2 separate regions of the Mus musculus genome follow, and region 1 is linked to region 2. A link is a loop called in an ENCODE intact Hi-C map of the cell type or tissue named here. Cell type or tissue: left cerebral cortex. All regions are shown on one strand. Each heading gives the region's core, and the rest is flanking DNA. Links, peaks and the distances in the headings are about the cores only. Region 1 has its middle 4.2 kb from the start of Cdc20b. Region 2 overlaps Dhx29 (DEAH (Asp-Glu-Ala-His) box polypeptide 29).

What was found. Peaks named below come from ENCODE experiments on the same cell type or tissue, not always from the same donor. Only the 100,000 strongest peaks of a DNase experiment are listed, where the experiment ranks them.
Region 1: a loop joins it to region 2, with 2.7 times the contacts of the local background. A loop is called at or near these places in 5 of 42 quality-filtered maps.

Annotation. Positions count from the first base shown.
Region 1 is chr13:113,029,749-113,032,658 of GRCm38, forward strand. No RefSeq gene overlaps it. Among named protein-coding and RNA genes, the nearest start is that of Cdc20b, 4.2 kb to the right of the region's middle. In left cerebral cortex, for the core only: no CTCF peak of the experiment used is centred there; DNase peaks (open chromatin) are centred at 1,741, 2,211 and 2,693; H3K4me3 peaks cover 658 bases.
Region 2 is chr13:112,944,372-112,947,281 of GRCm38, forward strand. Dhx29 (DEAH (Asp-Glu-Ala-His) box polypeptide 29) reads left to right here. Exons shown (of 27, transcript NM_172594.3): 9 at 123-288; 10 at 699-822; 11 at 2,392-2,910. Among named protein-coding and RNA genes, the nearest start is that of Dhx29, 18 kb to the left of the region's middle. In left cerebral cortex, for the core only: no CTCF peak of the experiment used is centred there; DNase peaks (open chromatin) are centred at 1,166, 1,482 and 2,282.

The sequences.
Region 1 (2,910 bases), core at 255-2,754, 85 kb after region 2:
AAGGGGGTCTTGGTGTTCATGGTCAGAACATGCTAGAGGGCGACTCTCTGTGATGCCAGACAAAGCTTTGTAGTTGTGTCGTGTCATGTTGCCAGTCATTCTAGTTGGTCATTTGTGGCTGTAACTGAAGCAGTAGATTAACACCCCCTCTGTCGCAGGAGCCAGGCTTGTGAGGGGAGAAATCAGACCTGCAGAGTCTGTCTGGTCTGGTCTTTACATCACATGGTTCCATTATATTTCCCCAGAGCTGTTCTCAACCCATAGTAGCTATGGGGTGCTGGCGCGAACCAAGCTTAGATCTGACGGACAAGCCAGAACCCACTTGCAATTGGAGATGTGTCACTGTCCTCTGTGGGGTCTTTCCTTTTCCTGGTAAATCTTCTTGGCATCAGCTTAAGACACCAACCAGAAGCCTCTTGGTGAGCAGAGAGCTGGGACATATTTAAATGTGTGTGGGCTCCCCCAGTGACACCAACATTATCATGCTAACACAGCCAGCCAGCCAGGTTCCTCTACCTTAGTGTATGTCTACTTAGAGTTGAGCTGGAAGTTTAAAATTCACTCAGATGGTCTGTTGGCTACCTACTATGCGTTAGACATCTTCTGTACATAGGTGCTGAATATGAGGATGGCGACTTCTGCACAAGCATGTTATAAAGACATATTACGGCGGGTTTCTGAGTTCGAGGCCAGCCTGGTCTACAAAGTGAGTTCCAGGACAGCCGGGTCTACACAGAGAAAGCCTGTCTCGAAAAACCAAAAAAAAAAAAAAAAAAAAAAAAAAGACATATTACTAAAGCTGGGTCATGATGACATATAACTTTAATCCCAGCACTTGGAAAGCAGAGGCAGATGAATCTCTGAATTCGAGGCCACCCTGGTCTACAGAGTGAGTTTCTGGATGGCCAGGGCTACGTAGAGAAACCCTGTCTAGAAAAACAAACAGACAAACAAACAAACACATATTACTTAAACATTTTTTTGAATTAGACATCTAAGTACTGTCACTTCATCTCAAAGAAATAAATTTATACCTTTAGGGCTTTTATAATTTTTATTTTTTAAAATAATTATTGTGGGGAGTGGTGTGTGTGCGACAGAGATATAGACAGAGAAAAGGATGTGTCTTGGATACCTGGATTCGGGCATCCAGGGAGTTAAAGGCTGACTTTGCCCTGTCACGTGTTATATGGTAGCATCAGTATGGGGCACACAGGAGGACAGAAGGCTTGAGCACAGTAAGAAAAACCATCCCTCCGTTTCAGCTTCCGCGGCATTTGGAGTGCTAACAGAAAATGAACTTTTTTGTTTTTGGACCAGGTCTCCCAATGTAGCCCAGTGAACTAACTGTGTAGACCAGGCTGGCCTCAAACTTACAAAAATCTGTCTGCCTCTGCCCCCCCTCCCCCAATAGAGTGAAAGACATGTTCCAATCTAGAGCATTCTGGACCCAGCTGTTCTTGGGGGGGGGGGGAGTGTGCAGTGCCATCATCATAAACTTGATTTTATCCATTATCTTTATACAGTGTTATATTTATTTTTAGTTAATATTTGCCTCACATCACCTTGAAACTAGGCGAACTATGGTATCAGGTAGTATTTTATACATGAACCACTCTAAAAATATATGTAAGGAAACAGTGGGAGGTGTGAGCTCACTTTTATGTTTTACAAGCTAGACAAACCAGGGATCCCCGGAGATAACACGTTGACCACGCAGTCTTGAACACATGGGTCCCTCTCCCAGCCACCCACATGAAAAGCAGAGATTGGCTGTTTTGTAATCCCAGCGTTGAAGGAGCCAGAGGAGCATTCCGGGAATTAACCAGCCTGACCTAAGAAGATCAGAGCCCTAGGTGTCTGTGAGAGAGCCTCCCCCAACCCATTCCCGTTCCCCTCCAGGGGACAGTTCCTGAGAAACGCCATGAAGATTGACCTCTGACTTCTATACACACACACACACCACACACACACACACACACACACACACACACACACACACACACGCGGAAACTCGACTTTCCATCGTCTTTAGTTGGGGCTATAAAAGACCGGTCGTATCCTTAGATCTTAGGTAGTGACTGAAGAATAAACCTGTAAGCTGCTTGCACATGGTGGGTGGGGGTGGGGAAGCCATACACCGCAGGCGGCAGGCTGTGTTTTCAGACTTGTCTCCCGAGATCATAGTCACTGCAGGAAGCTCAGCTGGTGGTTGCTGGAGCACTCTGAGCTGAGTTCTGGGGAGTATTGGTGCTCAAGAGAGGGGACTTGATTCCTTTCTCTCCCCCCCCCCCTGCAGTGAGGCTAGCCTCAGCCCTACCTCATTAGCTTGTCCACTGCACCCCGCCACCCGAGTGATCCAACCCCACCCCCAGCTCAGCTCTCCCTGCCCCGCCTGAAGGGGCACGTGCCAAACAGATCGTTAAAAGCGAGCTCCAACCGTTTCTTTTGTCCAGTAGGCGCGGGACAGGCTGGCGGGAGCTGGGGGCGGGAGCGGCCGCGAGCGGAGCGGGAGGCTAGCCGGCGGGCGCGGGACCTGCTCGGCGGGAGGAATTGGGGCCGGGGTTGGCGGCGGTTGCAGTTGGGGATGGGGTAATTCTCTGGTTTTCATTTCTGGAAAAGTGGTTGGATACAGCAGGAGAGGCAAAAAAGGATAATATAACGATATCTTATTTGATGCAGGGAGATGCCTAGGACCTAAGTACGCGTGCGCACTCGTGAGCTTGGAGAATGCGTTGGGGGGAAGTCTGGCGAAGCTTTGTGGGAAGGAAGAGGTTGAGAGTCCGAGGAAGAGGTTTATGTGGCGCATCGTATATTTCTGAGACATCTACGTTATGGGGAATCAAAGTATAATTTTGTGGTTGAGAAAAGATGGGCATTTGGGAAGTTTGGGTATCCCCTGGCTGTCAC
Region 2 (2,910 bases), core at 215-2,714:
TCTTCACCCGGTCCCTTCAGAAATGCTGTTCTTAAAAGGGCGAGCACGCTGATCACTCGCTCCACAGAGAGTTCATATTGCTCTTACCATTTTTACAGAACAAGTCTTTGCCTCCATTTAAGGTAAAAAGAAAGAACCTCACGATGTAAGGAACTTTGACTACACTGCTCGAAGCTGGACTGGCAAATCTCCCAAACAATTCCTCATCGACTGGGTCAGGAAGAATCTTCCCAAGAGTCCAAACCCCTCCTTTGAGAAAGTTGCCGTAGGCAGATACTGGAAATGTAGGTGGGTTTTTCTGCTTAACTGGATGAACTTTTAGAAAACGGTGAACTGAAAGCCTTTGGTTTCCTGTAAATTGTGAAAACGTTTAGAGATGTCAGGCTTGCTGGTTCATGCTTGTAATCCTAGCACCTAGGGGGCTGAGGCGGGGTTCCAGGCCAGTGAGTTCAAAGCTAGCCTGACCTGTAGAGGGAGACCTTATCTCAGAAGCAAAACATGGATCAAGTAGGCATTCGAGAAACTCTAAAAGTCCTCATTTCCAGTTCCCTTTGCTGGTAATCGTTGTCTAATGCACTGCCTCCCGTGGAATACTTAGCAACTGTTGTAAGTTTACGTTTAGTGAGCTGCTGACTTTTTTTGATCTGACCTCATCAAGTTGTTTTAAAAAGGTTTTATTGTTCTTTTCCTGCTTTTAGGGTAAGGGTCGTCAGGTCTGAAGATGACGTGCTGGTTGTGTGTCCTACAATCTTAACCGAGGACGGCATGCAAGCCCAGCACCTGGGAGCCACATTAGCCCTTTATCGGCTAGTGAAGGGGCAGGTGAGCCGCTCAAGGCCTTGACGCTTCCAAAGACGCCCGTGCAAGTGGAGCATCCCTGATGCAGAGCTCTGCAGTCCTAAGGCTCTAGAACCCATGGCCTTCTCTGCAGACGGGATGCCATGTAGAAAATTCTGCACGGAGAAATGTGCTTCTGCGAATGGGATTACTGAAAGCGTTGCATAAGGTTACTTTCAGGCTTTCTGTGGAAGGCATGTATAAAGCAAACAGAGTTTGTGTCTAGACAGAGTCTGCCCAGTGTACTCCACTGTGTGCGTGTGCCAGAGCCTCTAAGTCTAAACTCTGAGGATCTGGGGTAACAGATGGTCATTCTGCAACAACGATCGTCCCAGAAAACTCGGTCTTTCAGCCTCGAATGTGGACAGGTGGCTCCAGTTCCAATTTTAGGTTCTGTTAACTATGTGCTTAGGGCTTAAAGACTAGAGTCCTACTGAGGGAAGACACTCTCTGAGAGAGCGCCATGCTCTTTTTACATTTTAGATTGCCAGCACTTCCTTTGTATACTACACTTGCTCTCCGTCTTCATGGGAAGTGTTGCTTGGCGGCGAAGACCATGGGAAGAGGCGCCTTGGCCACAGCAACTTTTATTTAAAAACAAACAAAAGGCATTCAGTTAGGGGCTCGCTCACAGTTTCAGAGTCAGTACAGGATCATAACCGCAAGAAGCAGACAGATGGTGTTGGAGCAGTAGCTGAGAACGTTGTGTTTTGCTCTGCATTCAGCAGTCAGCAGGCAGAGAGAGAGAGGGAGAGAGAGAAAGAGAAAGAAAGAGAGAGAGAGAAACACTGGACCTGGTGGAAAACTCAAAGCCCACTCCCTTTAGCACACTTCCTCCAACAAGGCCACACCTCCTAATCTTTCCAAATAGTTCCCTGAACTGGGGAACCAAGCCTTCACGTGATCCTGTGGGGCTGTTGTCATTCAGACCACCACAGGAAGTTACACACGGACTAAGTAGGAGTCCACACAGTTGTTCTTTTCCAACTTCTGCCAAAGTTCATGCTTATTTCTTGAATTTTGCCCAAGTAAAGTATTATAAGCTATATGTGCTTGGTAAAAGCGACTGTTGCTGCCACGGAGAGAATCGTTCTTTGATAGCAGGCAAATAGAATAACTGAAGGGTCCGTTTGGTGTCGTCCCTTTAAAGTACTCTGACTTAGAGCACTGTCCCACTGCCAGATCTCACGGGGAACTTTGTGTTTCCAAATGCTCTGTGGTTCGTCTACATAGTGTGTACTAGCCCTAGAGGAACGCTTATTAAACATTCATTCCATAGTTTACCGTGCTCACAGGCCCGCTGTTAGCTACTTTTAAATGCAGAGGCATTACCTCACTCCTACCCAGTCACATAGCCACTAAGTTAAGAACCCCGAGTATGGTGCGCCATTTATATACTGACAGCAGCCTCTGCGTGTGCCTCTCCTCTTAATGACTTTAGAGTTTAAGAATAAAGCTCCACTTTAAGAGACAGTCAACTCCCCTGTGTCCTCATGTACTGAGTTCTGAGATCTAGTCAGCACAGTCTAACGTAGCTCCTGCTTTCCTTTTCAGTCTGTCCATCAGTTACTCCCTCCTACGTACCGGGATGTTTGGCTGGAGTGGAGTGATGAAGAGAAGAAAAGGGAAGAACTCAATAAAATGGAAACCAACAAACCACGGGATCTTTTTATTGCCAAGCTCTTGAATAAGTTGAAGCAGCAGCAGCAACAACAGCAGCAGCAGCGTCCTGAAAGCGAGAAAGGGGGCTCCGAGGATCCCGAGGAATCCTGGGAAAACTTAGTTTCCGACGAAGATCTTGCTGCGCTGTCCTTGGAGCCAACCAGTGCAGAAGACCTGGCACCTGTTAGGAGCCTCTTCAGGAGGCTACAGAGCACACCCAAGTATCAGAGGCTCCTGAAGGAGAGACAGCAGCTACCTGTGTTCAAACACCGGGACTCAATTGTGGAAACTCTGAAGAGGCACCGGGTGGTGGTGGTAGCAGGTGAAACGGGGAGTGGCAAGAGCACCCAGGTGCCACACTTCCTGTTGGAAGATCTGCTGCTCGATGAGTGTGGAGCCAGGAAGTGTAAC